Linked DNA regions of Homo sapiens: all the other regions are linked to region 3. A link is an interaction called in ENCODE POLR2A ChIA-PET data of the cell type or tissue named here. Cell type or tissue: OCI-LY7. All regions are shown on one strand.

The links. ChIA-PET counts read pairs that join two places held together with the same protein. Peaks named below come from ENCODE experiments on the same cell type or tissue, not always from the same donor. Only the 100,000 strongest peaks of a DNase experiment are listed, where the experiment ranks them.
Region 1: POLR2A ChIA-PET joins it to region 3 with 8 read pairs; 5 of 35 experiments call an interaction of 5 or more read pairs at or near these places.
Region 2: POLR2A ChIA-PET joins it to region 3 with 5 read pairs; 11 of 35 experiments call an interaction of 5 or more read pairs at or near these places.

The regions. Positions count from the first base shown.
Region 1 is chr7:131,272,036-131,277,035 of GRCh38, forward strand. It overlaps a transcript of MKLN1 not described here. Among named protein-coding and RNA genes, the nearest start is that of MKLN1-AS, 53 kb to the right of the region's middle. In OCI-LY7, no CTCF peak of the experiment used is centred here; no DNase peak of the experiment used is centred here.
Region 2 is chr7:131,194,754-131,199,753 of GRCh38, forward strand. It overlaps a transcript of MKLN1 not described here. Among named protein-coding and RNA genes, the nearest start is that of LINC-PINT, 87 kb to the left of the region's middle. RefSeq lists an enhancer at 906-1,050 and a cis regulatory region at 978. In OCI-LY7, no CTCF peak of the experiment used is centred here; no DNase peak of the experiment used is centred here.
Region 3 is chr7:131,121,381-131,126,380 of GRCh38, forward strand. It overlaps a transcript of MKLN1 not described here. Among named protein-coding and RNA genes, the nearest start is that of LINC-PINT, 14 kb to the left of the region's middle. RefSeq lists an enhancer at 2,797-2,956 and a silencer at 3,097-3,176. In OCI-LY7, no CTCF peak of the experiment used is centred here; DNase peaks (open chromatin) are centred at 1,211, 2,138, 3,031 and 3,531; H3K4me3 peaks cover 2,940 bases; H3K27ac peaks cover 4,803 bases.

The sequences.
Region 1 (5,000 bases), 150 kb after region 3:
ATGTGAGCAGAAGTGATGTTGGTCATTGCTGGGACAGACAAAGACGTAAGTTTGCCTTTGCTTCCTTCTCCTTCCTGGCTGCCAGCTCTGGAAGCGAAGGCCTCTGAAGCTGAGAGGCTGGCAGAGCTTCAAAATAGAAGGACCCTGGGTGGAAGGCTACATGCAGCTGTTACATGGATAAGAAATAACCTTCTGTTGTGTTAATCTACTGACATTTCATAGCTTGCTTGTTACAGCAGCAAGCTCTACCATAATTAACCCAAGGCATATCAGGCAAAGCAAACAGTATGTGCAAAGGTTTATAAATGTTTCTAACATACAGTACATGCTCAATAAATATTTAATATTGCAGTCAGGGTATTAGGAGGAAGTACAAGTAGTCCAATATTGCCAAAGAATAAAATATGTGACTGGTAGGGGTGAGAGGAGGTTGGCTGGATTGAGAGGCATGGGCCAATCAAAAGAATTTTGGCTTACCCTCATGGGAAAAGGGAAGCCAATGAAGAATATGAAGAGGAGAGAGGCATGATCACTGGAGTAGCAGTGTATTAGTCCATTTTTATGCTGCTGATAAAGACATACTTGAGACTGGGAAGAAAAAGAGGTTTAATTGGACTTACAGTTCCACATGGCTGGGGAGGCCTCAGAATCATGGTGGGAGGTGAAAGGCACTTCTTACATGGTGGTAGCAAGAGAAAAATGAGGAAGAAGCAAAAGTGGAAACCCCTGATAAACCCATCAGATCTTGTGAGACTTATTCACTATCACGAGAATAGTACGGGAAAGACCAGCCCCCATGGTTCAATTACCCCTCCCCGGGTCCCTCCCACAACACATGGGAATTCTGGGAGATACAATTCAAGTTGAGATTGGTGGGGGACACAGCCAAACCATATCAAGCAGGGTCTCTGCAAAACATAGCAGCCAAGAATTTCCCTTAATTGTCTTCAAATGTAAAATGCTAATCCAAAGAGGAAAGAGAAAGGATGTTAGAACCAGAAGATATCACAGTCTGGTCAAACCTTGTTCAACAAGTGAGGAGAGTGAGTCCCAGAGAAGTTAAGTACCTTTGCCAAGATCACCCAGCTAGAACTTGGCAGGGCTGGGTACTAGAAGGCTCATCCCTGGTGCCAGTCCTACAGCCTTGCTCTTTCCACTGTGCCACTGTGCTTCAAAGCAGCTGAGACCAGCTGGTGTGCCTGTGTTTTCAGTTCCCTAATGAAGACACTGGGGATTCAGAGGCAGGGTATTTTCCATGGGCGGCTGTCCTTTCTGTAATTCCTCATCTGGCTTGAGCCTATTTTGGAAAAGGTCCATTTTTTTAGCATCAGATTTCCCTGGAGGACCACTGGGAATGTGCTTAGTGGCCTGTGGGGTGCCCCTGCACTTTCTGAGTTTTTGTGGAGAAGATAAGAAGAAAGTAGCAGTGGTTTGAGCTCCTGGAAACTCTGCCAGGTCCCTTGGCATTTGGGGAGTTTGTTGGCTCGCAAAGAGGGACTGTGGTTCAGCCGGCCAGTTGACTGTCCTTCAGGGGTCAGAGCAAAGCTTTGTCTGTCTAAAGGATCAGATACCTATGGCTGACTTTTTTTTTCCTTTTTTTTTTTTTTGTGACAGGGTCTCACTCTGTCACCCAGGCTGGAGTGCAGTGGCATAATCATAGCTCATTGCAGCTTTGACTTCCTAGGCTCAAGTGATCCCCCCACCTCAGGCTCCCAAGTAGCTGGAGCTACAGCGTGTGCCACCATGTCTTGCTAATTTTTTATGGGCAACATAGCGAGATCCCATCTCTAGAAAAACCCCTGGCTTCAAGTGATCCTGCCTCGGCCTCTCAAAGTGCTGGGATTATAGGTGTGAGCCACCGCGCCCAGCCTGACACTTTAATATCACTATCTTGTTCATCAATTCACTACTTCTGGTTTTCATATATTGTTAAGCTCATTCAATATTCATTATAATTGTTTTCACTCCATGTACCACCCAAGACAATAGATCATACATTTGTTTTTCAATAGCAAGTAGGAGTATAGGGACAACTGTGCTGAGGTCAGGCTCAGAGAAACATGACATGTCCTCTGACTTAAGTAGGAATGGGTATTATTAAGTTATTTTACAACTAGGGGTGCTGAAACATAAGTTGGGGACGGGGGAGGTCGTTTGTTCAAAGTCTCCAAGATAACTGGCAAAAATAGATTCCTTGATGATTTTTGGCCAAGAATTTTATAATCATCTTACTTCTTGTCCTTTGATTGTATCATCTTTGCCTTCCTTGTGTGTTGCCCAATTGCCAGCTCAGTTAGTTATGATAAGGTATTCAGATAAGATTGCTGCCGGGAGTGGTGGCTCACGCCTGTAATCCCAGCACTTTGGGAGGGTGAGGCGGGCAGGTGATCTGAGCCCAGGAGTTTGAGACCAGCTTGGGCAACATGGCGAAACCCCATCTCTACAAAAAATACAAAAATTAGCTGAGTGTGGTGTCATGTAACTGAGGTCCCAGCTACTGGGTAGGCTGAGGGGGGAGGATCACCTGAGTCCAAGCAGGTCAAGGCTGCAGTGAACCATGATTGCATCACTGCACTCCAGCCTGGGCAACAGAGCAAGACCCTGTCTCAAAAAAAAAAAAAAAAAAAAAGATGAGAGATGAGATTGCTGCCTCAGTCCCTGATGAGTGTCTTGGTGTCACTCAAAGACAAGCTCTTAAGCAGTGGCTTTGAAATTAGAGAGACATCTGACACTCACTACGAGAACTTAGGCAAGTTTCTTAACTTTGAGCCTCAGTTTCCTGCTATGTGATATGGGGCAATAATAAACACTAATCCCCTGTAGGGATTAAATAAACTAACATTTGTAAAGCTCCTTTCTTAGTGCTGAGACACACAGTTGTCTTTTAAATTATTTCCCTTCTTGGCCTCTGAGAAGATCTCATTAGTAACATTCTGTTACCCACTTTCCATCTCTGGTCAAGATGAGAAATGAGACCAAAGAATGAGCAGATGGAGACCGAAATATCACCTTTGTCTTAGTCAGTTTAGGCTGCTATAATAAAGTACCATTGGCTGGTTGGCTTATAAACAACAGAAATTTATTTCTCACAGTTCTGGAGACTGGAAATCCTAGATCAGGGTGCCAGCATGGTCAAGTTCTGGTAAGGGCATCTTCCAGGTTGCAGTCAATTCTTGCTGTATCCTTGCTTGCATTGCAGAAAGACAGCAAGAGAGCTCTCTGAAGGCACTAATCTCATTCATAAGGACTCTACCCTCATGACCTGATCACCTCCCAAAGGCCCCACCTCCTAATACCATCACCTAGTTTTTTTGTTGTCGTTGTTGTTGGTTTTTTTTTTTTTTTTTTTTTGAGACGGAGTCTTACTCTGTCTCCCAGGCTGGAGTGCAGTGCCATGATCTCGGCTCACTGCAACCTCCACCTTCCGGGTTCAGGTGATTCTCCTGCCTCAGCCTCCCGAGCAGCTGCGACTACAGGCATGCACTACAACGCCCAGCTGATATATATATATATATATATATATATATATATATTTTTTTTTTTTTTTTTTTTTTTTTGGTACTTTTTTGTATTTTTAGTAGAGACGGCTTTCACCATATTGGCCAGGCTGGTCTCAAACTCCTGGCCTCAAGTGATCCGCCTGCCTTGGTCTCTCAAAGTGCTGGGATTATAGGCCTGAGCCACTGCGCCCTGCCCATCACCTTGTATTGGTTAGGATATCAACATATCAATTTGAGAGGTTGTTATTCAGTCCATAACCACCTTGATTACTGATAAAGGCTGTTTATTGTGAAAGCTAATGGTACAGCTGAAGGTAGACAGCTGAAGGTGATGTAGACTTACTCACCCCGTCACAAGTAACAGCGTTTGACCAAGGCAGGCCTTCCCATGCTGGGATAGGGAGGTTGGGTCAGAAAGAAGACCCGGCCCACTGGAGGAGCAGGGCGCAATGATATCCTCACTCTGCGCAGGCAGATACATAGGGGAAGAAGGGAGGTGCTAGACTGTGTCGTCTTCACACATTCATCAATCAGATTAAGTCACTCCTCTAAGGAGGAAGAACGAGACAGGCAGGACAGGGAGCTAGGAGTGTCAAACTCCACAGGGAAGGAAACCACAGAAGCATTTCCTCCAGTGTCCCCCTCTCCTTTATTCTGGGCCTGTTGCTTTGGAAGATTCAGGTGCTGGTGGGAAGGTAAAGGCAGCTTCCGAGCACAAAAGGTTGGGAGAAAAATGTTGGGGAGAGAGGGAGAGCTAGGGTGGAGTCATCTGTAGAGGAAGAGCGATGTGCACTTGAATCCAGAAAGAAAAGTCTAGTTCAGAGTCAGGGGTTAGAGGTCTGAAGGGAGGTCAAAGTTCAGAGATCTGTTCTAGATGGGAAAGCACAGCAAGTGCATAACCAGAATTTCCAGGCATGGGAGAACATCCTAGGGCCAAATCCCGAGAGGATGGGGACAGCAGCGTTCCAATGGCACATGAAAGGTGGGTGAAAGTGATGTGTGTGTTGATTTGGGGCACAGTGTGGTTCACCATTTTTCTTTTCCCTCTTCACGACAACCAGTGATGTTTCAGATAATAGTGGCTGCATCAGTCTGGGTCTCTGAGGAAGATAAACTGGAGCAGAGTCACAGCTGACTTAACGTGGACAAGCAGCATGAATGGGATAAAAACTGTTGTTGTTGTAAGCCACTGAGATTTGGGGGTCATTTGTTCTCGTAGCATAATCATAACTTTCCTGATGGATATGCCACTATAACATATCATTTCCTTCACAAAAGACAGTGAAGGAGAACTTTCAGTGACTCTGTCTGACTTTTGAGGAGGAGTATTACAAATGTGACAAGCCTAGATGTGGTTGCTGATCAGTAGGTACAAGTCAGTCCCTGGCTGCATGACCTGCTTCCACACAGCAGCCTCACTCCCCACGTGGTTCAGATTTATGCTTTGATGACTTCATGACATGGATCTTTTAAGTCACCAAGGAAGAGCCAGATATATCA
Region 2 (5,000 bases), 73 kb after region 3:
TCTCTAGCAGTGCAGTAAGTCCAGGCAAACTCTTTTGAAGAGCTCATTAAAACTGCTAAAATAAAGTCTTAGAAGCAGGTGCATTCATTAGCTGAAATGCAGACGATTATGTTAATATCGCATTCAGGTGACAAATTTAAAGGCACCAAATCATGAAGGATAAAAGGATTTTCAAAGCTAAAGTTAACTTCTCCCTTTGTAGAGCTCTTTGTTCTGGTAAGCATGTGACTGACTACAGCTGTCAACACGGGCACCTCCAAAGTTATCTCGCAAAAACAAAGGTGTTTTGCAGTATCATACTTCTTTTACAATTTCCTGGGTCTCTACTGAGGAAAAGAAAGGTAAGGAATTACCTACAAACCTGGTGCTATTTTTCAAATAGGAGATCTGGCACCCCATTTACAATTTATCATCAGATTGGTCTCAGGGGAAGAGGAGACGCGTTAAAGAAGGTGATTAAAATATGTGGACAGTGGGCCGGGCACGGTGGCTCATGGCTGTAATCCCAGCATTTTGGGAGACCGAGGCGGGTGGATCACTTGAGGTCAGGAGTTTGAGACCAGCCTGGCCAACATGGTGAAACCCCATCTCTACTAAAAGCACAAAAAGTAGCCAGGCATGGTGGCACGTGCCTGTAATCCCAGCTACTCAGGAGGCTGAGGCAGGAGAATCGCTTGAACCTGGGAGGTGGAGGTTGCAACGAGCCAAGATCGTGCCACTGCACTCCAGCCTGGGTGACAGAGTGAGACTGTCTAAAAAAAAAATAAAAATGTGTACAGTGGTTCCCAATTTGGAAAAGATGGGCTAACAACTCTTTTACTTTGCCTTTTTTTCCTCCTCAATATTTTGAGCATGAAATATATATGTAACCACATACATATTTCATATGTGTTTGGGAGACTGTTAATAGTAGTTTCGGCTGGGCCCGGTGGCTCACGCCTGGAATCCCAGCACTCTGGGAGCCTGAGGTGGGCGGATCATGAGGTCAGGAGATTGAAACCAGCCTGGCCAACGTGGTGAAACCCTGTCTCTACTAAAAATACAAAAATTAGCTCAGCATGGCAGCGCGTGCCTGTAATCCCAGCTACTTGGGAGGCTGAGGCAGGGGAACCGCTTGAACCCAAGAGGCAGAGGTTGCAGTGAGCCGAGATTGCACCACTGCACTCAGCCTGGAGACAGAGCTAGACTCCATCTCAAACAACAACAACAACAACAAAAACCAGTAGTTTCATCAGGATAATTTTAATTTTCTTTTTTGTGTATATTTTTATATTTCCCAAATTTTCTACAATGAATATGTAAATTTTTTAGAAACTTTAAATGTAATTTTTTTATTAAAATTTATTTTTGAATTTGTAATTTTTCAAGTTATTAAAAATTATCACTTAGCCTCTCCACATTCAGTTGTTTTACCTATAAAGTTGGGTTACTACTGAATTGCATAGCACATGGAAGCTGGATGAGATGTTTCCCCATATTCCATTCCTCCTCTCAAATCCAGGATGTCTGTGGAAATGTGGGTTCCTCTTTAGAAGGCAATATAAGAAAATGCAGCTAGGTATCCAACCATTTATAAGAATATATAAACAAGCTTAAGGATTTTTATGTCTTTCTTCAGAACGTCAATCAAGTGGGCATTCATCAAAGCGAATGTGTCTGTCACTCGCAAAGGAAAAAAGGCTGAACAACCTTTTTAGGCCAAATCTACTTATTTATTTATTTATTATACAAAAAAGTCTGTGAAGGCTTTGTAAGCTAATACTCGACACATTCATTTTTTTTTTTCCAAAACGGTGTGCTAAAATGACTGCTGACTGCAAAATGTAAATAATGAAGCTGCCATAGAGTGGCACCTACTTATGGGGCATGTTTGCATAGAATGTGTGTGTGTTTGCTAAATAGCTTGTAATTAACAAGCTGAAAGGCTGCTTGTACAGTGTAGTAGTCCTATTTTTGCCTGCTGTCCTCTTCAGCTCTTCTCCTTCTAGCTTGCTCTGTACATTATCACTTGCTCTTTTCTCTATACAATTTAGAAGCCCATTGGCCCCCATTTAAAAAGAAAAGCAACATGTAAATCAGGAAAAAAAAATCCCCATTGGGAATGGGTTGGGTAAGCAAAGAATTCTATATAGATGTATACATATACACCCCTCTCCCTGGTCAAGAATGGCCTCGCTGAATCCCTGTTCCAAATGCCGTGACAAGTCTCATTAGCTGGAGCTCATTGTGTGCAGCTCCTTTGACTGCTGGACAGCTCCGAGTCTCCTAGGAATACTTTTCCACACGCCCCATCCTCCTCTGTTTAATTCTCAGAGCTGGCACACACACAAAGGTTTCAGAATCAAGACAAAGTGAAGAACATGGCCAGAAGAGACTCCTGTTCTTCCAAAATAGTGCATTACTATCATAAGATTAGAGGGTAAACTTCAGAGCACAGGCTTGATTGTTTGATTGATTGATTTTTTTTTGAGACAGGGTCTCGCTTTGTTGCCCAGGCTGAAGTGCAGTGGCACAGTCATGGCTCTCTGCAGCCTTGACCTCTTGGGCTCGAGCAATCCTCCCACTTCAGCCCCCTGAATAGCTGGGACTACAAATGCGTGCCACCATGCCCAGTTAATTAAAATTTTATTATTATTATTATTATTATTATTATTATTATTATTATTATTATTATTTTGTAAAGACAGAGTCTCATTATGTTGCCCAGGCTGGTCTCCAACTCCTGGGCTCAAGCAACTCCCACCTCAGCCTCCCAAAGTGCTGGGGTTACAGGCATGAACCACTGCACCTGGCCAAGAACACAGGATTGAAAGATGAACTTGAGAGGTCTCCCTAGTCAAGTTTCCTTTAAATGGATGCTCTCTTCTAGAGCATGCCTGATAGTCATCCAGCCTGACCTTGGATAATCATCCAGCCTGACCTTGAAATTTTCCAATGACACAAACTCTCTTTCATTTTCCCACTTTTATATAGAGTACTAACAGTAATAACCTAATAGTATAACTAATAGTATAACCACAATGCCAAAAAAGAAAAAAAAAGTATGAGTGATTTCTAATCTAATACTGCCAGCATTTTAAAAATCAGCATGTTTTTTTTTTAAGACAATGTCTGGCTCTATTGCCCAGGCTGGAGTGCAGTGGCACCATCTCAGGTCTGCAACCTCTGCCTCCCAGGCTCAAGCTGTCCTCCCACCTCGGCCTCCTGAGTAGCTGGGACAACAGGCCCACACCACCATACTGGACTAATTTTAAAAAGCAGCTATTTTAAAATTTCTGTTATTGAGCCAGAATCCAGGATGCAGTGAGAGTGAATCATTGACTGAAAGACACTTAGAAGGTTTTATTGGTCTGTGGTATTCATCACACCACAAAGGCCAGGCCCTGAAAAGGAAAACTGTGTAAAGAATGTATAAGCCTCAACACCACAGTGTTGTCCAAGTCTATTCCTAATTCATCCTGCTTTGTTGCTCTGACACCTGTACCACAAAAGAAAATTTCTGAGATTATCTTACCTAGGAACCTTGTCTTAAACTATATTCCAGCATGTACAAACACTAAGTTGAGCAAAGTAGGACACATGTCGTCAGGACCTCCTGAGGCTGTGTCATGGAAAAAAATTTTTTTTTAAAGAAAAGCAAAGTTGAGCAAAGCGTTCCCAAGTTACCTAAATTTTGCATATGATGGTATTCCTTCGGAATGCTTTGGGAAGTTCAGCAGGATTCTGAAACAACTAAATGTGACAACACAAAGAACAAAAATAGACAAAGGAAAAAATTTCAAAGATAGTGTGTCCTGTGAAAACAGTCAGATATCCTTTCTTTCCACACTGGCTATATGGGAGAGTCTTTTAAAATAAGTTGTAATGATGAAAGTGGGGTTGAATTTTTTAAAAGCAAATTTTGAAAATTACTTAGCTAATAGAAAAGGTAGAAGACTGTGAACTATAAATTTTGCTAAGTGAATTGAACGGAGAGGTTTTAAAAATGACTATTATTTTCATGAATTATAAAAAAAATTCAAACAACACAAAATATTACAAAGAAGAAGAAACAACCTTATGTCCCGTCACCTAAAAATAATATTATCATCATAAATATTAGGGGAATATCATTCTGGATGTGGAAATGAGAGATAACTTAGAATTTTAAAAACAACTTACTCTTAGGCAACTAAGCCTGATCGTATTGTTGATGGCCTAATTGTGAGAGACTCTAAAACTGACTTTTTTATATGTCTGTTTTATTTGAAAAGTTATGAGAGGAGGGGAACTAATTAGAATTCTCAGTCCATAACCAATGATAAGAACGTGAGTTCAGGCTGGGCAGGGAGGTTCACCCCTGTAATCCCAGCACTTTGAGAGGCTGAGGCAGGAGAATCCCTTGAGTCCAGGATTTGCCCAAGGAAACATATCTTATGTTTTAGATATAGCTGAATTGAGGGTTAAAGCATGGACATATAAAATAAAATAAAGATGTTTGCTAATTTCTATTGAACTCACATTAAAAAAAAAAAAAAGATAGAGACAGGGTCTTAATATGTTGCCCAGACTGGAGTACAGTAGTGCAATCATTAGCTCACTGTAACCTCGAAATCCTGGGCTCAAGCAATCCTGCTTCCGAAGTAGCTGAGACTACTGGTGCATGCCAATACAGATGATTTTTAAATATTTTAAATATTTTGTAGAGATAGGTTCTCATTATGTTGCCTGGGCTGATCTCAAACTCTTGGCCTCTTCAACCCAAACTCTTTATTTCAATACTCACTGAAGAATATTATTCTTGCTTAGCCATACCCACTTCCCTTGGAGAAGAAAGGGCATATATTTTCATTATAGGTGAAGGTGGATGCTACTGAGAAGGCCTTTATATATCACATCAAGGCCCATTTTTACTAGTTATACCTCTTTTTCTGAGCACGTGAAATATTTTCCTGAGTCTTTTAATTTTTTAAAAAATTGAGACGGAGTCTCACTCTATCACCCAGGCTGGAGTACAGTGG
Region 3 (5,000 bases):
TACAGCCAGCAGAACCAAGAACCAACTAAATTCCTTTTCTTTAAAAATTACCCAGCCTCCATCCTGGTGAACACGGTGAAACCTCGTCTCTACTAAAAACACAAAAAATTAGCTGGGTGTGGTGGCGGGTGCCTGCAGTCCCAGCTACTCGGGAGGCTGAGGCAGGGGAATAGCATGAACCCCTGGGGGCGGAGCTTGCAGTGAGCCGAGATCGCGCCACTGCACTCCAGCCTGAGTGACAGAGCAAGACTCCGTCTCAAAAAAAAAAAAAAAAAAAAAAAAAAAAAATTACCCAGCCTCAGATATGTCTTTATAGCAATGCAAGAAATGCAAGAATGGACTATCACACAGGGGAAGATCAAAAGTTCTAAGTGCAGATGTCCCCTGCAGAGTTGTAGATATGGGTGTGAGGTTCATAAGAGCTGCTGGAACTGGGTTTATAAATTTGAAAGAAGATTGCCTAGGAGGGTAGATAGAAAGACTCAAAGAAAAGTGGGTCCAGGTCTAATCCTTGATCATTTAAGACTGAAAAGAAGAGAAAGAGCTGGCACTGGAGACTGAGAATCAGAAACCAGGAGACTACGGGGCCAAGGAAACCAAGAGAAGAATCTGTTAAGGAGGATCAGCTCTTTGTTAAACACTGCCAAAAGGTCAAGAAAGATTATTTTAATTTGTTTCTCTCGTAAGCGTTAAGCTCCTTGAGAGTTAGTATTATTTTATTATTTATTTTTGTTTCCCTGGGGCTTGCCCTGTGACCCACACATAATAAATGATCAGTAAACTTTTGTTAGATTGAAGAAAGAGAGAAAGATGCATGGCAAGAAAGGCAGACATGCAGAAAGACAGTAGAATTTATGCTTGGGTCTCAAAAAATAAATAAGTAAAACAGATTCCCTTGAAGTTGACTGCAAACCCAGCTTGATCTTAGGAAATGTAAGGAGGTTCTTTCTGCTCCCTGTGTTTTACTCTTGAGCTAACACATTGATGGGGCTCCCACAGAACCATATTGTTGCCATGTAAGTACCTTCAGAAAACATTTTGAGAAGTGATATTCACCTGTGTCTGGTCAATCTGAGTCATTTTTATCTTTATTTAGGTCCTAGGTGATGACGAAAAGGGCAATTTGCTTTTCCTCGTCTATGACTCCACCACATCACCCTGAATGAGTTGATGGAAACGGGGGCATCCATTTCTGTGCCACTACAGTTCTGTAATACACTGTAATCACTCATAACGCTGCCCAGCCCCAGTTTCCCATGAGAGAGAAAGGTGACTACTGGCAGGAAGAGACGTCTAACCTCTTAGAGAAACCACCAGCTTCTTAGTCTGTTATTGTTTCTGCATTAAAGTGTTGCTGCGGGCCGGGTGCGGTGGCTCATGCCTGTAATCCCAGTACTTTGAGAGGCCGAGGCGGGCGGATCACGAGGTCGGGAGATGGAGACCATCCTGGCTAACACGGTGAAACCCCATCTCTACTAAAAATACAAAAAAAATTAGCCGGGTGTGGTGGCCCGCGCCTGTAGTCCCAGCTACTCGGGAGGCTGAGGCAGGAGAACGGCGTGAACCCGGGAGGCGGAGCTTGCAGTGAGCCGAGATAGCGCCACTGCAGTCCGGCCTGGGCGAAACAGCGAGACTCCGTCTCAAAAAAAAAAAAAAAAAAAAAAAAAAAGTGTTGCTGCTATCAGGGCCGCTGTACAGAATATCAAAGAAGGACATGTTTGACTCTGTTCTAAGAACGTGGAGCTCTTCTACATAATAAAAGAGAGTGTCCTTGAACTGGAAATTTTAGGAAATACAGTAATAGATGTAGTTGAAACAATATTTAAAATGTTATGCCATCCTGTATCATTTAGTTATACCAAAGATCAGCAAACTTTTTCCATTTCTATAAAGGGCCAGAAAGGAAATAATCTAGGCCTTCCTGGCCCTACAGTCTGTCTCAGCTACTCAATTCTGCCATTGTAGTGCAAAGCAGCCACAGACAAAATTTAAATGAATGAACCTGGCCATATTCCAATAAAATGAATTTGAATTTCAAATAATTTTTATGTGTCATAAAATATCATTCTTCTTTTCACATTTTCCAATCATTTAAAAATGTGATGGCCTGGGAAATAGCAAGACCTTGTCTCTACAAAGTACAAATAAAAATAGCTGGGTGTGGTGGCCTGTGACGAGGCAGGTGGATCACAAGGTCAGAAGTTCAAGACCAACCTGGCCAACATGGTGAAACCCTGTCTCTAGTAAAAATACAAAAATTAGCCAGGCATGGTGGCAGGCACCTGTAATCCCAGCTACTTGGGAGGCTGAGGCAGGAGAATTGCTTGAACCCAGAAGGCAGAGGTTGCAGTGAGCCGAGATTGTGCCACTGCACTCCAGCCTGGGCAACAGAGCAAGACTCTGTCTCAAAAAAAAAAAAAAATCTACTTCTTACATAGTACAGTACTGGGTATTATGGAGTTGAAGATAAAAGGATAGATAATTCATAAGTAGGTAGGTAGGTAGACTGACAGACAAAAGATCTAGTGACTGATAAGTTCTGTGAGAATTGTTCAGGTGTATCACAGTATCAATGTATAAATGCAGTCTTTTAAAGCAACAATAGGCAGTCAGACAAAACTAAGTTTAAATCTGAGCTCTTTTGCATCCCAGCTGCATGACCTTGGGGTGATTACATACACCATATAAGCTTCAGTTTCCTCTTTTTGAAATGAGGATAATAACACCTACCTCTCAAGGAGGTTGTGAGAATTAAATAAGATCATGTATGTAAATCAGCAGGTGTAGTACCTGGGAAATGGTAGACAATGAGTAAATGGTAGCTGTTGTTGTAGTATTACAGCAATATGAAGGTAGGTAACTTATTCAAAAGAAGCACACAACCAAAGGCAAAGCAGAGTAAGCTTGTAAGTCAAGAGGTCACAGACACATATAGAAACCCGCAAACCTGGGGGCTGAACACCTGGCCGAGAACATTTGGCTGAAAATAAAAGCAGAAGTGACATTGTCACAGGAGCATACAATAAGGCACCTGGCCAGTTGTCTTGCTTTTGTCTTCTCTAGCAACCAGCTGCTGGGTTGTCTAAGGAGCCCTACTTATGGGTCCAACCCCCAGCCTCCCCAGTACTTAAACGCTGGCTCAGACTGGAGAAAGTCACCATTAGTATCGGCCCCACCATTGTGCTTCCTTTCAGTTAGGTCAGCCATGGGGCCTCAGACATCTGTAGCTCCCTCCTATTGTGCCTCCCCACCCCTCTGCCCAATATGGGTTTCCACCTTGCCCTCAACACCTCAGTCTCTGGTCCTCCTGCCTTGTATCCCAGTCTCCCTTTGGATGTGGGTCCCTTGTCTTGAACCCCAGCCTACTTTACCATGATCCTGATGTCTTCTTTAGCTTAGTTCTGACCAGTCATCTTTGCAGAGGGCTGTATTCTGCTGCCTACACCCCTGCTGTGCTCTCCTCAAACCATGGGACATATGCGCCTTCCCCTTTATAGATAACCCATTGCTAGGGTAAGGCTAAACTGCCTGGTATTAACAGCTTCCTGAACTTTATGTGATTAAGAGACACAAGGTTTTGCAGAGGCCAGCTGCCCAGATCCAAGCTGGTTTCTGTATTCATAGCCCGTGCTCTAGGGAGCATCCCCCAACCCTGGTCTTGGCTCATACCCTCTCTCCACTGGCTGTATGCAGTCAACTACTCCTAGCATGCCTTGTGATCCTGTTATGGCAACATCAGTAATGCTTTCCCAATACAAATGACAAAATTATTGGCACAGGGACACGATATAGGGGTAATGGAGAACTTCAGCTTATCTGATATCTACTGACAGTCTCATTCTGCTGAAAAGTGATCGTCAAATAAAGTTGGCATGACTTAAATTTAAACTAATTGCTTACTGAAGAAGTACTATTCTGTGCTTAATTCTAACCAGCTAAGAAAAATATGTTGGCAAAGTAGAAGTGACAAACAACTTAAAATAAGTGACCAGGGCAGCTTTGAATTTGTAATAGCCAAAGAAGGCAATTCTGCACCTGCTAACCTGACATGAACGAGAGGAGCAAGTTAAGAGAAAATATGGACACAAGACTCCCTCTGGCCAGGAACTAGGAAATAAAGGGCAAGAGGAGTCATATGATTGGAAGTGTACATTTTTACAAAATCAGTGGTTTAAATGAAGAAAAGACGAGCATCCAAAAAAAGATCAGGCTAGGCACTGTGGCTCACACCTGTAATCCCAACACTTTGAGAAGCCCAGGCAGGAAGATTCCTTGAGGTCAGGAGTTCGAGACCAGCCTGGGCAACAAAGTGAGACTTCTGTCTCTGCAAAAAATTAAAAACAGCCTGGCACGGTGGCTCACGCCTGTAATCCCAGCCCTTTGGGAGGCTGAGGCAGGAGAATCACGAGGTCAGGAGATCGAGACCATCCTGGCTAACACAGTGAAACCCCGTCTCTGTTAAAAATACAAAAAAAATTAGCCGGGCGTGGTGGTGGCCACCTGTAGTCCCAGCTACTCGGGAGGCTGAGGCAGGAGAATGGCGTGAACCCAGGAGGCAGAGCTTGCAGTGAGCCGAGATCACGCCACTGCACTCCAGCCTGGGCGACAGAGCGAGACTCCGTCTCAAAAAAAAAAAAAGATAAATATAAATAAATAAATAAATAAATAAATTAATTAATTAATAAATAAAAATCCAGAAGAAAAAGATTAAAAAGATCAATCTGGTTGTTCTGGAAGTGTTCAATTAAGCTTGTACGTTTGAAGGACATGTACAAAAGGCAGGAGAAGGGGTATATAACGAGGCTTCCTTCAAAAAGGAGGGCTCAGATCCGTGAGACCCATGAGAATAATGCCAGAAGGGCTAATGACCAGAGACAGCTGAGGTCTGGGAAAAGTATTGAAGACAATGAATTATGAACTTTTATTTTTGCTTATGTTTATAGTAAAGAATAATAAAGAAGGAAGGATAGTACCATTGAATGGGGCAGACTGTCATATGT